Regions from separate parts of the Mus musculus genome. Here regions 1, 3 and 4 are each linked to region 2. Evidence: chromatin loops called from intact Hi-C (ENCODE). Cell type or tissue: gastrocnemius. All regions are shown on one strand.

Region 1 (5,000 bases), 270 kb after region 2:
AAAGCGGCAGACAACAGGGTAGAAACAAAGGAAGAAAGTCTAATGCTGAGGTCACCACTTAACAGAATGGGTGAACGTGTTGTTTTCTAGAATGATGTTGGGACAGATTACTGGGTGTGCATTTGTCCTATTATTTCAGGGACATCAGGCACACTTTGAGGAAAGGCCACCCTGGTCATACATCTTCCTTCTGTTCACTTCAGGACAGTGATGTGGACTTAAGGGACTCCACCCGTGACACAGAACTTCAAAAATTTGTGTAAATCTTGAGCCTGTTCTCACCCCTCAATGCTAAATGGCTTTATCCATGCTGATCTCCCCTTTGGACAAAGCACTCAGAAGAAGAATAACTGTGAAAGATTCTCCGAGAACAAACTGAGACGTGGGTAGCTGGGAAGGAAGCTGGCCTCACCCTCTACCTGGGCTTCAGTACCACACATCCTGAGTGAGGCAGCCCTTTCCAGACCTCATTGCTCTCTTTGGTATTCCTCACATGGAACACGTGTTCAGTACCCGTCTATTTCTAGGGCTGTCTTTATTCCATGAGAGAAGAGGGTTATGAAATACTTCCCAGTATACCAGCTGTCGTTTCTACAAACAGGTCTATTCCAGTCTACAAAGTCCTAGCAGTAGTCTGACAGGGAAGTTGAATGCAGTCCCTCATTGCATGCACAATGAGTGTGGCTATTTCAAAGGCCTTGCAGCCATTACCATTATTTTCCAATTGCATGTGCATGGGTGTTTTGACTTCATGCAGTCTATACATCATGCGTCTGTCTGATGCCTGTGGAGTTCAGAAAAGGGCACTGGGTTCCCTGGATCTGTAATTAGAGAGAGTTGTAAGGTGTCATGTGGGTGCTCAGAATCCAACCTTGGTCCTCTGGAATAGCAGTCAGTGTTCTTAACCACTGAGCCATCTGTTCCAGCCCTTTTGAAATATGAGTTTGTATTGCTTTTCTTAACACGGGTTTCCAAGTTGCACAAGACTCAGGCCCCGAGGAACTTGACGCTGCTCTCTGATGTTCCTACAGTCATCGATGATTTCTTCAGATGCCATTATTTCAACTCAGACCCATTCAGCACAAATATTTACAGATCCACTAGGTCTGTAGCCATGGAGAAATGAGAACTCAATTCTGAAAAGTTAGAGTGATTGGATCTGATTCTTTTGATCCCAAGGAAGGGAGTGGGAAAAGGGTGGGCAAAGGAAGAAAAGAGGAAGCAGAGAGCCGTGCCTCCCAGATCCACAGTTGACCTTCCATCAACAGCTGTCATAGGCCCTCCTTCAGCAAAGAATGTCAGCTCTTCAGACTCAATTTTCTATGAAACGCGCGTGGTGGGTGGATAGGAAGTTCCCAGACGTCCCACTCTGACCCTTGATTCTGTCGCATGCATCGGTTTGCTTTATTGTGGCACTTCTCACTGGAGTCTCAGAACAGCCTCGGGCACCAGCCAGTGGAATTTTCTGGTGAGCCTCAGGCATCAGACTGAGCACTCTTCCTGCTACGCTGGGCTGAGATCCTTGCCAGCCGAGCAGTAAGTCAGGCTGATGTCATTAGTTTTGATGGCCTTCAGATATGTCCTGTTGTCAGGCTAAGTCAAGGAGGAGCGCTTGATAGTAAGCAGCGTCTCGGCCTGCTCAGGGACAGGGGCTGAAGCTGGAGTTGGCACCGCGGCTCACAGGGAAAGGCTTTCTTTCTCTGATGCCTCCATTTAAAACCTGGCTTTTTCCCCCCTCCAGATTGAGCCCCCCACTGCTGCCAGCTCGGTTGTCAGGGGGTCAGAGTTACTAATAAACAAGCGTCACCAGTTGTAGATACCCAGGGCACCAAACCCAAGCTGCTGGGAGGCCTGGGGCCCAGAAATCTTCCATCCTAGCATTCCCGGCTAAACAGTGAAGAACCATCATATTAAAAGGTCACTGTTTCAAGCAGACCTGAAAGTGCCCCTGTCTCCTGCCAGGAAGCCAGATGGGGCAGCACTGTCAGCCTAAAGCAACCAAATCCACATCACAAAGAACACCTACTGGAGGTTCCAGGTATGTAAAGTCACTGTGAAAGTAGGCCCAGGGGTAGAATTGAGATTAGTCAGTGCTCTTCCAGTACTGGGAAAGGGGAGAGGAGGTGGGAGAGATGGCAGGGATGAAAAAAGAGATAAAGTTCCTTTCTGAGATGATAAAAAATATTCTAAAATGGATTGCTGTGACACGAATACACAGAAAACCATGAAACTGTACAGTTTATTAGGCAACTGTGTAAAGCACAGCTGTCACATATTTTAAGCAAAAACAGGAATGGCCCTGACCACATACAAACGCATCGGGCCCACTCATGGTCACTGTCAGGTTAACTACAAACCCGACCAGTGGTGTTCTATGCAGGAAAGAGCTCTCAAGGATCTTCACTTAGCCCAGCTCAGGACCCTGGGTCAAGTAATAGCCTCCTACTCGCCAGAGCAATGATTCTATTCTGAGCCAATGGCGCCGCCTGGTGGCCATCACACAATTAATTCCCCGTCTTCTCCCGAATTTTCACTCCAATATTTCTCTACTTGTACTAAAAATCTTAGAAAAACTTTTGCTGCAAGTCTGATTGTGAAAACTCAAGGTTCTATGAAAGAGTCAGTCAGGCGCAATTACAGCTGGTGAAGAAGGAATGCATCTTGTTAACAAACACTTCAAAGAATAAGAAAAACACAGGGACGGAAAGATGTGCAGGTTTGTAGATCACGAAATAAATACTAATTAAAACATTAAGGTGCCGGGCGTTGGTGGTACACGCCTTTAATCCCAGCACTTGGGAGGCAGAGGCAGGCGAATTTCTGAGTTCGAGGTCAGCCTGGTCTGCAAAGTGAGTTCCAGGACAGCCAGGGCTATACAGAGAAACCCTGTCTCGAAAAACCAAAAAAAAAAAAAAAAAAAAAAAAGAAAAAAAAAAAAGTAAAGAAAAGAAAAAAAGAAAAAACATTAAGATACCAGTTTTACCTTTCAAGGAGTTTTTAAAGGGCAGTTGTCATAGAAGACAAATGGAAACGCTGTCCATGAGTAGAGTAGAGGGAGAGAGGGAAGGAGGAGATGGAAGAAGAGAGAAACACTGCAGCCATTGGTTAAACAGTTGAGAGCAACTTGACAGTAGTTGAGGAAATAGAACCTAAAAATATATAGAGTTTGGTCAAATTATTCTTTTCCCTGAAATGCACACCCTAGGAAATTTATCAGGTGTCTACATGAAGGGTCATGTGCATATATAGTCAGTAAGGAAATATTTATGAAAATAATAAATTGGAAAAACTCTAAGTGCCCACCACTTGGGGGATGTTTGCACTGTGTATATTTGTATAAGAGGATGTGATGCAGTTACTAAAAATCATGACATTAACTTGTTAGGATATAGAATATTTTGCTGGAATATTACCTACGAAATACAGACAAACACTATTTATGAAGGTGGGAGAGATGGCTCAGTGGTCAAGAGCATTTACTGTTCTTACAGAGGACCTGAGTTTGGTTCCCAGCACCCACAACAGGAAGCGCACAACCTCCTGTGATGACCACTGCAAGGAAGATGACCATGTCTTCTGGCCTCTGCACTCACGTGCGTACAGCCCCCAGCAATCTCCCCACAGATAACTGTAAAAACCTTTATTTGAAGTGTTATTTTCAAGGCTATCCATTAGAGGAAATTACCAAAGTAAAAGGGCCCTAAACACACACACACACACACATACAAGTATGCACACACACAGGATAAATACATAAACTAAATAGATGTCAAACATGGAACCTTCTAAGTGGTAAGACTATAAATAATCTTTAACATTTTGTACTAATGATTCACAATGCTTTTATTACTTTCATATTTAAAAAGGTTTAAACATAATTAGAGTCCTTAAAGTTACTTCCCAAATTTTGTTTTGAATATGCAAGGGTAAGAAAAAGACAGATAGGAGAAGGAAGAGATGAAAAGGAAGGAGAGATATATGTACATACATATATAGACACACACACACACATAATGTATATACGTACACATACATCACATCATATGTATGTGCATACACACACATATATATACACTCGCACATATACATTGCAGAGAACTAAATTTCAACAGAAGATCTTAACCTGCTAGGAACATTTAAAATCACCTGAAGATGTTTTGAGCTGTCCCATTGGGGAAAATCTACTGCCCTCTAATGGGCAGAGGCTAGGGATGTGGACCGTCAACGGGAAATGCTGCAGCCTAGGTATCAACAGTGGTGAGGGTGCAAATTCTGCTCTAGATTCAAATACAAGTGAGCCAAATCTAGATTCTATGTCCTAAGCCTGTCTTTGCACACTGCTCAACCACTTCCACTGCAAAACAGAACATAGGATTTATGAAGACAAAAATTGTAATAAATAACATACTGGGCCACGGTAGACACAAAATGGGGATTATTTCCCTTCTACTAGAACATTTCCCTTTGAATAAGTATTTTACAGATCTGTTTTTACCCTTCATGTGGAGACTCTATCTATGTCCAGTATTTAAGAAACATAAGCTGTTATTAGACGCGTTCTCACGACCGGCCAGGAAGAACACCACAGACCAGAATCTTCTGCGGCAAAACTTTATTGCTTACATCTTCAGGAGCCAGAGTGCAAGAAGCAAGAGAGCAAGAAGCAAGAGAGAGAGAAAACGAAACCCCGTCCCTCTTAAGGAGCATTCTCCTTCGCCTCGGACGTGTCACTCCCTGATTGGCTGCAGCCCATCGGCCGAGTTGACGTCACGGGGAAGGCAGAGCACAAGTAGTCATAAGATACCCTTGGCACATGCGCAGATTATTTGTTTACCACTTAGAACACAGCTGTCAGCGCCATCTTGTAACGGCGAATGTGGGGGCGGCTCCCAACATCTCCCCCTTTTTCTTTTAATAAGAGCAAATAGGCCACCCATATTAATGAGAGTGGAGATAGAGGTCAAATCCCCAGTGTGTAGGTAAAGGAGCCATGTACAGGA
Region 2 (5,000 bases):
CAAATGGAGCCGAAAATTCTGGGTCTGGAAGGCTTAACAGGAGGGATGGTGTTTGGCGTTTTCAGTGAACTTTGTAGCCTGCCTTAAGTTGAGGTTTTTTTAAGTTGTAAAGAAAATTAAAAAAAAAAAAAAAAAAAGAAAAGAAAAGAAAAAAAAGAAAGAAAGAAAGGAAAGGAAAGAAAAGCAGCTAACTAACTCAACGCCAGAAGACTGCAAACCCGCCCTTTTGAGACTGCACAGCCTCCATGCCTGTGGCCAGATTTCAGACATCAAGATGGATCCCTTGGTCTCCTCTAGAATCAGATGTTTGTTTTCTTTTCTCCTGAAGAGAAGATGAAAGTGGCTTTTTTCAAGGACATTCAGCTTTGGGGGCCAAATCTTTCAGTGTGATCATGAGATTGTCTCCATATGAGAAGACTATAAGAACACTTGCCAAACAAGTTTTTTAATAATACCTGATCTGGAGAGAGAAGCACGTGTGTTGGATATTGAAGCATCCAGCTTTCTGAATCTTGGGAGGAGGAACTCAGCCAACATCAAGGTAGAAATGTCCGAATCTTTTTTTAAAAGTAGAACTGATGTGGTCCTTGTGTGTGCATCAGAAAGAGTGGGGTTGATTGTTGAGTCTGCTGAACTCAGCTAAGAGTGTCTAATGACAAGCTTCATATCTGTGTTTACATTCCCTACTGTTTAATCCTGTCTTACACTAGGACAGACATGGATTACCAAACTGGGCAGGAATCTTGTTCTACAGTATGAAGTGTAAGAGTCAGAAGGAAGCCCACTGTAGTGTAGTTCTCTCTCTCTCTCTCGTTAGCACTTAGAACAAGTCTGGAGAGACTTGTACGGCTTTGCACATCTCTACTGGGAAAGTATTGATGACAATGAACAGTGGCGAATATGCTCAAGAGCTCCAGCATATGTCTGTGGTTCCTGTTTAAATTCACCACACTGTTGATGGTCACAGTTTTCACTGAGGGGACTCAGTTGAAGGGGATGAGGAGGAACAGCCATTGCTACAGGAGTCGAGACACAGCTACATGTGATGAAGTCTAAACTGTTTCTTTCATTGTGAGATTATACAAAGTGTTCTTTAATATTCCGATTTAAAACAAAAACAAAGGATTCAACATCCTGAAGAAAAATATGTATCGTATGTACAATTATTGCAAAGAAATACATCGATTTCAATTGTGTTATTTCCTTTGACTGAACCTATTGCACTTTAGATGTTATTTATAACTAAAGTCGTAGGCATGACAGCATTGCATCCTCAGGGGGTTGCCATCCTCCCTGGTCACATCAGGCCTATCAGCCACTATTAAGCACAACAGTAACTGCACCAAGAGCAAGAGCTTCGAACACAAGGATTCATACCACCACCACCACGGGTAGTCTTTATTATTCCTCTTTTCATAGCAGATGGCCTTCTCACATCACCTTTTATTTTTATATATATTTGAGAATATCAGTTCGTAGCATAGCTGTTATGGGAATCAAAGGAATTGTAATTATGAAGATGTTTTTAGGCATCCCTTGGAACTTTATGTTAATTTCTGTATAAACTATTGTCACATCAAAGCTTTGGGAAGAAAATATTGCCAGGTGTATTGAGACACCCTTGTAATCCTAGCACCTAAGAAGCTGGAGCAGGAGGATGTAAGTTCTAGGGTAGGCTAGGCTACATGTGATTGTGTCTTTAAAAAAAAAAAAAAAACCTTAGAAAAGAATCTAGAACATCTCCAGTGTGTTCTCATTTTCCAGTATTTATGGAAGCATTCCACAACTTCCTATAATGACACATTCCAACAGTACTTCAACTGGAGTTGGCTTGCGTTCTCTTTCTTGCACTGTAAGATAAGTGTTTACACTGCTAGTGTGCCTGTGTTTACACTGCCCCTGAGTTACATTTGTTCTCAAGCAAGAAGGTCAGGGCCTTGACGGGCATCCAAGAGTCTGTTGTCAGAGGCTCTTTTCTCTTGGCATCTGTCAAGGAGGTCACTACGTCCGTGATAAGCCTCCCAGTTCTGGTCTAAACTTGCTTGACAGAAAATCTCGAGACCCGCCAATCTCCTTCTGCCCTTGAGATGTGATCTGACTTTGAATTGTGAATTGTCTGTCTGCTTCCTGTTCTCTGAGATGTATAAAAAGCATTCTCCTCCCTCTGTCTCCTCAGCAGATAGTTCTTCAGAATTAATGAAGTACTGACTACTTTCTCTGAGCCCTTTGGGGGAGATGGGCTGTGATGGCTCTGCAGATGATACTCTGTTGAAACTTTCTGGTGCCAAAATGCTTCAGCATTGATTGTAATTTGGTCACTTTGGCGAGGATTGTGGCTTAAATGCTCAAGTCCCAGACTTCGTGTCTCATTGTAGAGAGGAGGGGAGAAGGGTGGAAAGAGAACATTGCTTGGAAGGCTGAACATAAATTTATAGGGTTTTTATAACCTGCTGCCCTTCCAAGTTTATATTACTCAAACTTTTGTAACAATGATAATTTCTCTGGGCTGCCTTGGGGAGGTATGTATGTTATTTTTCGCCTGGGGATAAGGATAAGTTTGTCCATCTTTTTTACACTTCTCTTGTGTTTGATAAAAGCATGTGGGGTTGAGTTATCCTGTACAGGATGCCCATGTGTTGATTGTACTCCTCTGTGCCCTGAGAATGTCAGTACTTCACCCAGATTCCTGGAGTAGGACTTGGAATACTCAGGGCTTTCCTATTCTGCAGTTATCAGACTCCAGCTAGCCAGATTCACCCAGAGGAAGTGAGAGCCTCTCCCGGACAGGCACCAGCACAACACTTGTCCCTTTCCAGCTTTATTTAGACTTGAGATGACACCCAAAGTTGGCTTGCACATCTCCTTTATCAGCTTGTTTTTTAAAAGTGGGGAAAGCTTATCGTATATGGACATTAGTGCTTCTTTTGGATTATCAACTCTAAGCACTGTTTCTCCAGTTGGCTGTTAAAAGAATAATTTAATCTAGGTTGTTAACTCAGGGCCAGTTTCAAGTGTCACCAGAACTGTCAATACCTCCTTAAAGCCACAAGAGGGCACTTTACAATGAGAGTCACAGCTAAATGTCTTCTCCCAGAGCAATGGAAGCCCAGGAGGCCAGATTTTTACAGCACATTATCCTGAACTCTCAGAGCCAAGTGCATATTAGCGAAGCTTGTGGGTGTCAGCGAAGTAAAAACTGTTTCTCGGCAGAGTTGCAGAGCTTGGAACGAATGCTTGTCGTCTAAAATGGATGGGACTTGGCTCCTTTGGAACTAATTCCAGAACCTTTCCCTCTTTCCACTATAGTTTTAAAATCTAAATAAAGACAGAAAAGAGTTATTTGAATATGCATTTGAATATCATCTAATTTAAAAGTACAAGGTGTGATTAGATACCTGGAGGTATACTCAAAGAAAATCAGTTAAATCCAGCGATTTTTTTTTTTTTTTTTTTTTTTTTTGGCCTGGAAGCTCATTCATTTCCCCCAAGTGTAGGACCCTGTCTGAGATGGTGACTATGGGTAGAGCTGGAAAAGAGATGAGGCCCAGTTGCCATGCTGGGGGTGGGGGTGGGGGGACAGTGATGGTGGCTTCCAACCCTAAAGAGAAGTATTTTGAAGATGGGAAAAGTAGAATGAAAGGTCCTATATATGTACTCAAGGTTAATAACCCCAGGTCATGCGGGTGCTGAACGCTAAACTGGAAAAGCATTGCAGGGCACACTCATCTGTGTACGTGATGGCCACCATAGACTCCCTGCACCCCTCCGTCCAGCCAACTGCTTATTGTGACCAGAAGTCTCAATTACTTTGGATTTTGGAGTATTTTCCAAGTAAAAATGACCAGGCATGTTTTCACTTGTAGTAATAACGCTAAGAGGTGTTTACCAATAGTTTAGTTGCTTGGTATGTATTAACTTAGTTAATTCCACAAGACCTGAAGAAGATGATTACCATCTTATTCCCATTTTGTCATCGAGGAAATTGGAGTGGAGAGAGGTTGGGTAATTCGCCCAGCATCACACAGCTCATAAGGAGCCAATCAAGGACAGACAGCTCAGAGCCGTGTTCTTAGTTACGTGAAAACCAATGCATTCATTTAAATGTAACTACAATGTTGACTTCAGGGTCACTCCGCTAAATCAGAATACCATTTCCAGTCCTGGTCTGGTGAGAGTCGCACTGGCTCGCTGTCCATGAGCCTGGTTTGTAGGTCTCACTGACCCTAGGCAAGAATGAGGTCCTGGACAAGGCCTTTGAAGTCTCCTTATGGCAGGCGTCTCATTCTGTCAATAGATGAGCTTCAGTTTGAAGGGTTCCGAGGCTCAGGTGGTGATTCTGAAGACTAGAACACTAAACATCCAGCAGCCTTAATTTAACTTTCTGTGTAATGGGGCAACTGGGCAAGGGAATCCCATCCAGACCAATATCTCAGTACTCCTAGAGTGTTCTGCAGACTCAGCTGCCTTACAGCGTCTGCTGTGTCGTATGAGGCCTGGATACTCATCCGGCCTCAGAGAGTAACTGTGATTTTAATAACCCCTATTTAGCTTTGATGGAATAATTTTAAAATGAAGTTCTTTTAAGTACTGGCAATCTTTGGAAAATCACAATGCAGCTTTGGAGTCAACTACCTTGCCTTGAAGGTAGCTGACTAGGGTCTGGGTTTTTTTGTTTGTTTGTTTTGGGGTTTTTTGAGTTTTTTTTTTTTTGGTCTGTTTGTTTTTTGTTTTTGTTTTTGTTTTTTAGCATTTAGCATTTATAAGTATCATAGCATCTGGAAAGGAAGTTTAAACAACTTTCCAGGTACAAAATATCAGAATTTATCTGCCTGTGGAGACCTTGTCTCACAGACGTTTAGAAACTGAATGAGCATATTGCAGACCAAGTTGCACACACATTTCTTTCTCTAAAGATGCAACATTCATTCACCGTTGTCCATGTACACAAAGAGTACTTGACAGCCATAGCCATTGGTAGAACTGGTCTGGAACTACTGGGT
Region 3 (5,000 bases), 290 kb after region 2:
TGGGTTACTGCTCTTCCCTTCCCTTTGTGTACGTAATCCACTTTGTCAATTTTCTGTGGAAAATCCTTCATTGCGGCTTTCCAGGTGACTCATGGTGCTTCTTGTTGCCGGGGGTTTTTTTTCCAGATGGTATGAATCAGGTGACATGAGACAGAGTTCTAGTTTAAACACCACGGGCTTTGCACAGATATGGACTTTGCACAGACAATGCCTGACAGGAAAAAACCCCAGGAGCCAAGGTTCTCCAGGAACCAAGACGCCTCCTGGGTTAAGCCCACACTTCAGGAAAGTGCAAGGAGTCTTAGCTGCCAGCTTCGAAGCCGTGCCTTACAAGTAGACGGGAAGGGAGGAATGCTATGCTTAGATTAATTTTTTTCCCTGCTGTACTGGCTGGTTTTGTGTGTCAACTTGACCCAGGCTGGAGTTATCACAGAGAAAGGAGCTTCAGTTGGGGAAGTGCCTCCATGAGATCCAGCTGTGGGACATTTTCTCAATTAGTGATGAAACAGGGAGGGCCCCTTGTGGGTGGGACCATCTCTGGGCTGGTTGTCTTTGGTTCTATAAGAAAGCAAGCTGAGCAAGCCAGGGGAAGCAAGCCAGTAAGTAACATCCCTCCGTGGCCTCTGCAACAGCTCCTGCTTTCTGACCTGCTTGAGTTCCAGTCCTGACTTCCTTTGGTGATGAACAGCAGTATGGAAGTGCAAGCTGAATAAATCCTTTCCTCCCCAACTTGCTTCTTGGTTCATGCGGGAATAGAAACCCTGACTAAGACACCTGCCAAACTCTCGTGTGAACAATATGGAAAGTGGGGTGGGAGAAAAAGGGTTAGAAAAAAAATAAGAGTTTTTTAAACCTCATCAGAATTTAGAGGCAGCAAAGTTCACTGTCCCCACTTGTTCCATTCAGGTTACGGTCACAGAAATGGGCCGAGCGCATGGTTTAAATGCTGCTTCTCCATGAAGGCTGCACACAGCTGGGACTTGGTGTTCGGAAGAATGAGTTAGGCTACAGAGCTCACAAGAAGCTCTAGCTCAGGCCCTGTACCCACAGATGGACACTAGCTGGAATAAGCACTCAGTGTTTATGTCCCCTTAAAAATTATACTGAAGTCTGAACCCCCAATGTGGAGGGGGTGCAACTGTCCTCCATGAATTCTCCGGCCTCTCGGCCATGTCAAGAGTCAGCTAGCCCTGAAGCGTGAAGCAGGCTGTCATCAAACACCTCAGCCGGGGCCTGATCTAGACGGTCAAGAGCTGCGAGCAGTAGACCGAGTCACCTGGGCGGATGAAGACAAGCTGGGCTCCAAATAACTGACTTCTCTAAGTTAGCAGCTGCTAGGCATGAAATTTCACCTTGCTAATTTTGCTGCTTTTCTATGGCCCTCTTTGACCTCTGTGCTTGCTGGTTTTCTGTCACCTTGAGAGATGCTGGAGTTATCTGACAGGAGGGAGACTCAATTGAGCAAAGGCCTCCATAAGATGAGGTTGTAGAACATTTGTGATTGATAGGGAGGGTCCAGCCCATTGCAGGGCTACCCCTGGGCTGGTGGTCCTGGGTTCTCTAAGAAAGCAGGCTGAGTAGGCCATGAGGAGTGAGCCAGTAAGCAGCATCTTTCCATGGTCTCTGCATCAGCTCCTGCCTCCAGGTACAGGCCCTGTTTGAATTCCTGACTTCCTTCAGGGATGGACTACAATGTAGATGTGTAAGCTAACTAAACCCTTTCTTCCCCCAGTTGCTTTTGGTCATGTTTCATTACAGCAGCAGTAATCCTAGCTAAGACAATACCATAAGAAAATCTTATTTATTTGGGGGATGAACCAATACTTTATATTGTTCAATAGTCATGGATAGTGACAATTTCTGCTTATTCTTTGAAGTGCCATAACCTTCTTTACAGCTACTGAGTCTACTACTTGGAATTTGTGATTGTGAGACAAGGCCGCATTATGGACCCAAACCAACCTGGAACTCACTGTCTAAAGTTGGCCACCCTCAAATTTATAATCCTCCTGACTCCACCCAATTTTCCAGTGCTTGGGGTGCCTAGCCCTTTTGTGTCAAGTTCTTCAGAACTTCGTCTTAGGTGCTCTGTCCCCATCAGCAATGTTTGCCTAGACAGCTCATCCACTCGATAGCCTCAGCCACTCCTGTCAAGGAGAGGACTCCAAAATGCCCTCCCCCTACATCTGTCTTGTGTTCCGCATATCCAAAGAACCATCCTCATGCCTTTCCAGACACGCTGGAGAGCCTTAACGACACAATCATTTTCATCTTCCCTAGCCTACCTGCATGTAAAACGTTTTAAGATTTGTATCCAGGCAGCTAATCCACACAGGATATTTAAAATCATTTTCCAAGGTCTTCTTTTTTTTTTTTTTTTACAAGAATTTCAGTTGTGTGAGTGATTTCAAGGCAGCCTCAGAGGGCATAGGAAAAACTGGAGACACCGACGCAGGCAAAGTTATCATTGGTTCCTCTAGAATGGGGAAAACTACAAAGAGACTTTAGAAAAGTTATCTGGGCTAAGAGACAGCCCTCCCTCCCTTCCTTCCTTCTCCCTCCCTCCCTCCCTCCCTCCCTCCCTCCCTCCCTCCCTCCCTCCCTCCCTCCCTCCCTCCCTCCCTATCTCACTTTGTCCCTCCTTTCCACATCCCCTCCTCCTTCTAAATGCAGAAAGAGACTCTCCAGAAACAAAGTGAGACTCCTCTTCCATGTTTACTGCCCCGGTTCTGTCAGCCTTTGATTGGGAGGCAGCTATTGCCACCTCGTGGCAAAGTAGAGGTACTGCAGCTCCTTTATTCAAATTTGGCCAAACATAGGCTTATTAAAATCTACTTGCCTTTTCAATAATGCCACCTTACAAAGGGCTTTTTCCCCCCCATTTGATACAATTTTTAAAAGTTTCAGCTCTCTTTTATTTTGAAAAGAATGAAATTAAGGTTCTAAATGTGTTATAAAAATATTTTGATGTATTTTAACAATATAAATAAAATTTACAATCATCAAATATTTATAACGTCTGTTTAGTGGTTTGAGACTTAGTGTTACCACAGTGCTAAGTATTCAGTAGCTTAAAGTGTTGGAGGAAGAAACAGCTGACACTTTAGGAGAACAGTTTGCTGCTGTTTTGGGTTTTTTTTTATTTTTAACCTGAGGCTGTTAATATTCAAGGGCTAGACTATCTGTCCTGGTTCAATCAACCCCAATTCAAGAAGAGTGTCAGTCACCAGAGACAGTTTTTACTCTCCAAAGTCCTCACCCTTAGTAAACAGCTCTCCGAGTCTGTCCCTGGGAGAGCTGCTAGCTTACCCTGCCTCTAAGGGAAAACAGTAGCATTTACCATGTCACAGAGACCTGCTCCAGCAGCCGGGGGAGGAGGAGGAGGGCGGAAACATAAGGTGTGGAAGCTGACCAACGCTGGTGATGAGCAGTTAGAAAGATGATCAGAAGCCCAGGAGGTGGGGGCAGGAGTGTGAGAAGTTCAAGGTCATCCATGGCTACATACAGTGCTCAAAGCCAGCTTGGGCTGTAACAGATCCTGTCTCAAACAACAAATAAAAACTGACAAACAAGTAAAGCCCTCATGCTGCTGCTGCTGCTGCACACAGAGGCGGGGTCTTGCGGTCTTTTTATTAACAGTTCACATGACTGTATGTGAAGGAAGCCTTATTTCATCCATAAGAAAATTACCTCTCAGAGAGGCCGCCAAGATCTCACGTAGCAAGCAAGCAAGCCGTGTGTACACGGCTCAGACTCCGTTCTCCTGCCATCGACCTCCTGAGGTTGCCTTTAGAAGGGCACTCACTTCCTGGCAGTCTTTACTTTGTCCTTTTGTCTTGGTTTTGGCCAACAATTTTATACATTTGGAAGATGCTACTTCTTGGCTGTTTTTAAGGTTCCCACAGAGGCGTGCCTAAGCTAAGTAGAAATGAAGAAATAACTTACTAAAAGATGACGGCACCAGAAAGTGATGGGGTTGGCCTTTAAATCCAGGGAGCTCTGGTAACAAAACTCATAGCAACCCCATTCCATACGGTTTGAAGTTTTCACAGGAATACATGTACTGTGTGTGTTCTCTATAAAAATCAGGAGGGGGTAGCAGGGACACCTTTAACTGATTCTCTCTGATGCTGGTAAAAGAATGGAAGGAGCTATTCCACATGGTGTGAGTGAGTCTCTGAGCATAGAGTACAGACAGATGGGCGAGTGGAACAGTGATCTGTTCACAAAAATAAGAACCAGGCCATCCATCTAAAACCCAGGATGGACTGGGAAAAGCTCAAGGTTTGTACTTCATTTCTATCCGCCCACTGTCTTTGATCTACTTCCTGTCATTTTCCACCTCAGCTTTAAGAGACAGAATTCTAAACTGGCTCCAAGATTCTTCTTACCTGCTGAACATACAAGACCCCCCCCCCCCCCCCCCCCGCATGTGGTGGAGACTGGAGATAAGTAGCTATCATCTTAGATAACAAAGGTGGCCGATAGTCACTCCCAGGACTCTATTGCAGCACCCTTATCAGATTAAAGGGGCTGATAATGGAGAAGTAAAATGTCACAACAGAACATTCTTGTTCAGGATATTCTGCATAGGAATATTCGAGGCAGTGTCCTTCCCAAGGGACTTCCCAGCCGACAGCCATCAAAAAGGGAACTTGAGCTGATAACTGCATGGAAATGAAGTCTGCCAGTCAGTCACCTTAACAAGCTTCTTAAAAGCCCCCACACCAGTGTCGCTGTATGGCTGGGCAACATCAGAATTCACCTTGGCTTGACTCTGAATGGAGAGAGACTGCCAGAGTTGGAACAGAAGTAACTGGGAGACAATGTGTGTCCTGAGAAACTGCTAATGCTGTGGTAATTCAAGGTAGAGCAGCAGTCAATGGAAGCACAAGTCAATGCCCATCCCTTACAGGAGTCTTGACGTTGCTATGGCAGCTCATTACCTCAAGATTAAGGACAGATCCACTGTAATCCATCCTCTTTCCTTCCTCTGTGCC
Region 4 (5,000 bases), 110 kb after region 2:
CTCATACCGGGCACTGGATTTTTTGTTGCTCCCTGGCTCTTGTGGGGAGCATTGACAGCCCAAGTGGAATAAGTTGATTACACACACACACACACACACAATTGTAGGTAAATAACAAATAATAAGGTTCTATCTCCTCCTCCCTCCCTTACTGTGGTGCCTTCCTTTCACTTCCCTAGTTGGAACTCCTCAGTCTGTCTTCCTCCCTTTCCCACTTTGCATGTGGAATTTGTATCCTGCTACTCCCCTCTCTAGGCCTCACCCATGGCCCCTTTCAACTTTCTTGGTTTCTGTGGTTACTCCAGAGTGTATATCCTCACTCTCACATCTGAAGATTTGGGACTAAGACCCACAAATGAGAGAGAACAAGTGGCATTTGTCTTTCCGCATCTGGGTTACTTCACCCAGTGTACTCTTTTTCTAGTTCCATTATAGGGAGGTTTGAATGGGTGACTTCCTGCAATTATCACTCAGGTCCTCTTGTACTTAGATATTGTCATCCTTATGCTGGAAGAACTTGACACCTCTACTGTGTTTCCAGACTATTGTGAGCATGAATATCATAGCATACATAGCTTTTGTAGGTAATGTACAGCCCAGCAGTGGTTACTTTTTCTTTCAAATTGTTTCTTCTCTGGGTTCATTTTGCTTTACAAAGATCATAGCAGCGCTAATAAGGACCCAGGACTGATGAAAGCATCAGTCCAGAGCCCGGTGCCGTACATATCAGCCAGCCTGCTCTTACATCCTCAGTCATTTCTCAGACTCTTTTCAGATGCTCAGAGTGGCGCTCAGAAAGGCAAGACAGGTTTATTCACCCAGTGCTACGTTGGGTGATGGCCCCAGTTTCTAAAGGTAATGAGTTAATTATGGAAGACTGTCTTCACTACTGGGAAGAAGTCATGTTTATCTGTTTGTCTCTCCTAAAATCTAGGCAAAAGTGATCTGTGTGATCTGCATTTATCTAAATTAGAAAGCTTCCCTTTTGTTAAAAGGTGTATGTTGTCATAAATATAGTATAAGTCAGGTAAGTGAGCATGTGAGAAAAAAAAAAAAAAGGGTGCCAGGAATTTCTGTGGTTTCTTCTCAGTGACAGAGGAGACGTTCATAATTTCATTAAGGACACCATGCCTTATGGAGCACACACACTATGGCTGCCAAAATCCACAACGTCACCACCTAGTGGCCTCAACTTGGAACTGCAAGCACTTGATTCTTAAGCTCCACAGTGTGAATATCTCCTCTCCATGCTAAAGTGATGGAGAATTACCAACTTTAGTTATCCTTGGTGACTACTGACAGCTTCAGCACTCAAGCTCTGCGTTCTAGCAAATTGTAGAATGATGAGGATTGCTTTGTTTTCTCTCTCTCTCTCTTTTTAAAAGATTTATTTATTTATTTATTTAATATATGTCAGTACACTGTGGCTGTACAGATAGTTGATAGCCTTTATGTGGTTGTTGAGAATTGAATTTTTAGAGCTTCTGCTTGCTCCAGTAGGTCCATTCGCTCTGGTCTGCCCTGCTCGCTCTGGTCAACTCCACTCACTCAGTCCCTGCTTGCTCTGGCCCAAAGATTTGCTTATTATTATACATAAGTACACTGTAGCTGACTTCAGACACACCAGAAGAGGGCGTCATATCTCATTACGGGTGGCTGTGAGCCACCATGTGGTTGCTGGAATTTGAACTCAGGATCTCTTTCTTTTTCTTTCTTTCTTCCTTTCTTCCCCTCTTTCAGTTGAGAGCAAATCCATCTGTGTGGTAGCTTTGTGCAGAGATTTTCATTTGCTTCTGAAAAATAAAAATGCATAGAATAGACCAGAACTATTTTCAGTAACGATAAACAGTTTTCTCATCATAGGGTGTAAGCACGGCTGGCTCACGTCCCTTCACAGTTTTAGGCACACATGAGTGCTCCAACTCTTTGGCCTGCCAGGCCTTGCTAGCTCACCCTTTATCCACCCGAAAAGCAGACACCAGAGCCCTTGCTGTGTACAACTCCCCCTCCTGCCTCAGCATCCACCAAGTTGCTGGCACTCAAATTATTGATTGACATAATCAACTGCCTGCCTAATGAGCTCATCACAGCATCCCATTTCCTTGCCGAAATAATGAAATTTGGAGTGATTAATCGTGCTGTAATAATTCAAGAAGGCTTTAATGTGTTCAAGTAAATCATGTGGAAAGCCACGGAAGAGTTATTTGAGATGGCTATTCTTCCTAGAAAGGCTCTATTCTCCCTTAGCATCGTCCCTTGAGTTTCACAGTTCTAGAAGTTTGCCTGATGGCTAGCATAGGGTGCATGCATGGTTATCTGCAGTCTTGGTCTTAAGCTTCCTCTGGCACTGGTTCCTGGTTTGAACTCATGACTGAAGCACTGATCGCAGTTTGTCCCAGTACCACTGGTGAAATAGGTTTTAGCATCTGGACAGCAGGTAATGGAGGTAGACAGCCCTGGAAAAGACTCAGCAGGTGATGTCTGTCAAGTCGTTTTCCTGTTTCTGTTGTAGTTTGAACAATATGGTAATATAATGTGAACAATATGATAGTATAATGCAAAGAAGATTGGCTTTAGAATTATACAAACCTGAGATCAAATCTCTTGCTAACTTTCTGACTTGGAAAACACGCTGACTTCCTTCATCTCAAAGATAGAGATAATTATACCAACCTTATATGTAAGGGCATTGCAACTGTGAAATCAGCTCAAGTGTCTCAACCCTCTGATACAGGGTGTGGCGTAATCCTACACACACACACACACACACACACATACACACACACACCTGCACACATATGCCTTTACATTCCTTTGAGCTTTACATATATTGCTTAGACAAAGTCAGAATTCCATTTCATCTATGAAGCCATATTAACCATGAGTCTTTCCTTCATCTTATTAAAACAGAAGGAACTGTGCAAACTGCTAATTAAATATTAGTTTAGTTCTTATTGTGTTCTGGGCACTGTAAACTCCGTGAAGAGCAAGACCCACACTAGTTTTGCCTCAGTCCGCAGTGTATACTTAAGTTATTTGTTGCTGTATTGCCTACTGCTTCAAAAGTTAATAGCTCAAAATAACACTGTTTTCTCTTGGGTTGTTCCATTGGCTGGTTATTGAAGCGGGTCTCCTATGAATTCAGAGTCCTATGGTGGGTAGAATTTGAATATTCCAAAAATAGCTTTTCCATACATGTATGTGTATCCACCATGGGTTGGCAGGCTGTTTGAGGTTAGAGGACTATCTCGGAGACTCTAAGTAACCATTGCATGTGACTTTGGGCTTTCTTTCTCAGTACAGTGGTCTCTGGCTATCCTACTTTTCCCAAAGCAAATAGCTTTTGCTTGTGGTAGAAAACAAAAGTGGCCAACCTTTTTTTAAAAGAATAAAAAATAAAAAAATAAGACATTATGTACTTTTGATAAACCAAGTTGTAAGCCAACCCATTTTCAACATCCTGAAATGGAGCACTCACGGTCTCTAATTAAGAGATCAGCAGGCATGCAGAGAAGGTGGTCATCATGGAGGCAAGCTTTCCCAATGGCCACTCCTCAGATAGCCATCTCTTGAGAGCAGGACTGTTAACTTGTAGGTTCTGACCTGTACTTTGTCCATCCAGGCTTACAAAGGCTACAATCTGTAATTGCCTTGGGAAAAGATCTTTAATGATCAATAAATAATTGAAGGAAAGTGTGTTCTGGTCCTTAGAACTTCTTCAGAAAAAAAAAAAAAAAAAAAAACAACAACAACAACAATGTTATTTCCAGGGAGGGGTACTTTATCTTTCTCGTCAATCTGAAGGGAACTCTTTGTTTCTCTGTTTCTACATGGGGCAAACACACAACCATAAATCTTAGCTTCACACACCCAGTGCTACAAAGTGACTCATATGTTTGTGACTATTTTTACACATAAGAACCATCATCGTCAGCGAGAATGTATTTGCCGGGACATTAAGTCCCATATGCCAGAGTTTCTGTCACACTTCTGAGACACTGTCCTTGCAGTTGGAATCCTAGGAAATCAGTCCTCCGAGACTTCTGTACTTCTGCACCTGATGTAATAAACACTCCTTCCCATCCTTTCCCAGGGACAAATGGCCTTAAACTACTCTTGTAGGCCCTTCCCTACAAGTGTGCAAAAACTCTTGTTTTAATATAATTCAATGTCTGGAAGGTGGGGAGGGAGGGGTGAAGGGTAAGGAGGGAGGAAAGAAGCCTGGAGTTATCTTTCCAAGTATAGACGTGAGATACTAAATAAACATGTTTAATCTATAAACTCATGACAAGCACTTCTCAAATTAAATCCTGAATTTAAATATTTTTACATTTTTCAATAATAATTTATTTAGAGTTGATAAGCTATTATCTATGATATTAGTACCCTTTAGGGGACAAAGTGAGAACTTCATTAGCTATTTCTTATACTCTTCCTTGGATCAAACCTTTGGGGGGGGCGGTGTTGTGACCTCTGTGGTCCCTGTATGGACAATTGTTGATGGCCATTCTGACAGCTGAGGACCAAGGCTACATTCCATCCTAGAAAGGCAGAAACCATCAGGAATTGGCATGGTTGAACTGAAATATAAATCCATAGAATTGAGGGCTTTTCCCCCAAAGGGTAAAGAGAATTTAGACATAGACTTACGAATAGTTTTTGTAGACATAGCAGGAAATTATGATCATGTGGGACTGAATGTGTCATTTGTACTTAAATTTGTTCTCCCTGTGAGTCTTGTAGATAACATTGTTTTTTGTAAGCTGTGAGAGATCAGAAAATAATCCCAGCAGATTATACTGCTGCCCACAGGCTCTCAGACGCTCTCTCCGATTGGAATGGAGCCAGTAGAGTGTGCAGAGAGAGTTAAGGGCCATTTTCAAATCCATGTTGGAAAAATTCTCAATTTTTACTTCATATATCAATTTACTGTTCCTGAAAATATAGATAAGTAACCAGGATGTGGAATTTATATTAAAGTTCATGGATTCTGATTACAT

What was found. Hi-C counts contacts between places; a loop is a spot of excess contacts. Peaks named below come from ENCODE experiments on the same cell type or tissue, not always from the same donor. Only the 100,000 strongest peaks of a DNase experiment are listed, where the experiment ranks them.
Region 1: a loop joins it to region 2, with 4 times the contacts of the local background. A loop is called at or near these places in 15 of 42 quality-filtered maps.
Region 3: it touches region 2 in a loop (12-fold over the local background); 11 of 42 quality-filtered maps call a loop at or near these places.
Region 4: it touches region 2 in a loop (4-fold over the local background); 14 of 42 quality-filtered maps call a loop at or near these places.

The regions. Positions count from the first base shown.
Region 1 is chr2:113,805,399-113,810,398 of GRCm38, forward strand. All of the region lies in intron 2 of Scg5 (secretogranin V), which reads right to left. Among named protein-coding and RNA genes, the nearest start is that of Scg5, 21 kb to the right of the region's middle. In gastrocnemius, a CTCF peak has its summit at 2,484 (motif pointing left); DNase peaks (open chromatin) are centred at 1,662, 1,917 and 2,468.
Region 2 is chr2:113,532,779-113,537,778 of GRCm38, forward strand. The region is part of intron 7 of Fmn1 (formin 1); the gene reads left to right. Among named protein-coding and RNA genes, the nearest start is that of Gm13963, 140 kb to the left of the region's middle. In gastrocnemius, a CTCF peak has its summit at 3,033 (motif pointing right); a DNase peak (open chromatin) is centred at 3,109; H3K27ac peaks cover 1,262 bases.
Region 3 is chr2:113,821,350-113,826,349 of GRCm38, forward strand. All of the region lies in intron 2 of Scg5 (secretogranin V), which reads right to left. Among named protein-coding and RNA genes, the nearest start is that of Scg5, 5.2 kb to the right of the region's middle. In gastrocnemius, a CTCF peak has its summit at 2,787 (motif pointing left); DNase peaks (open chromatin) are centred at 1,223 and 2,754.
Region 4 is chr2:113,647,187-113,652,186 of GRCm38, forward strand. All of the region lies in intron 16 of Fmn1 (formin 1), which reads left to right. Among named protein-coding and RNA genes, the nearest start is that of 4930533B01Rik, 59 kb to the right of the region's middle. In gastrocnemius, a CTCF peak has its summit at 1,200 (motif pointing left); DNase peaks (open chromatin) are centred at 1,188 and 1,952.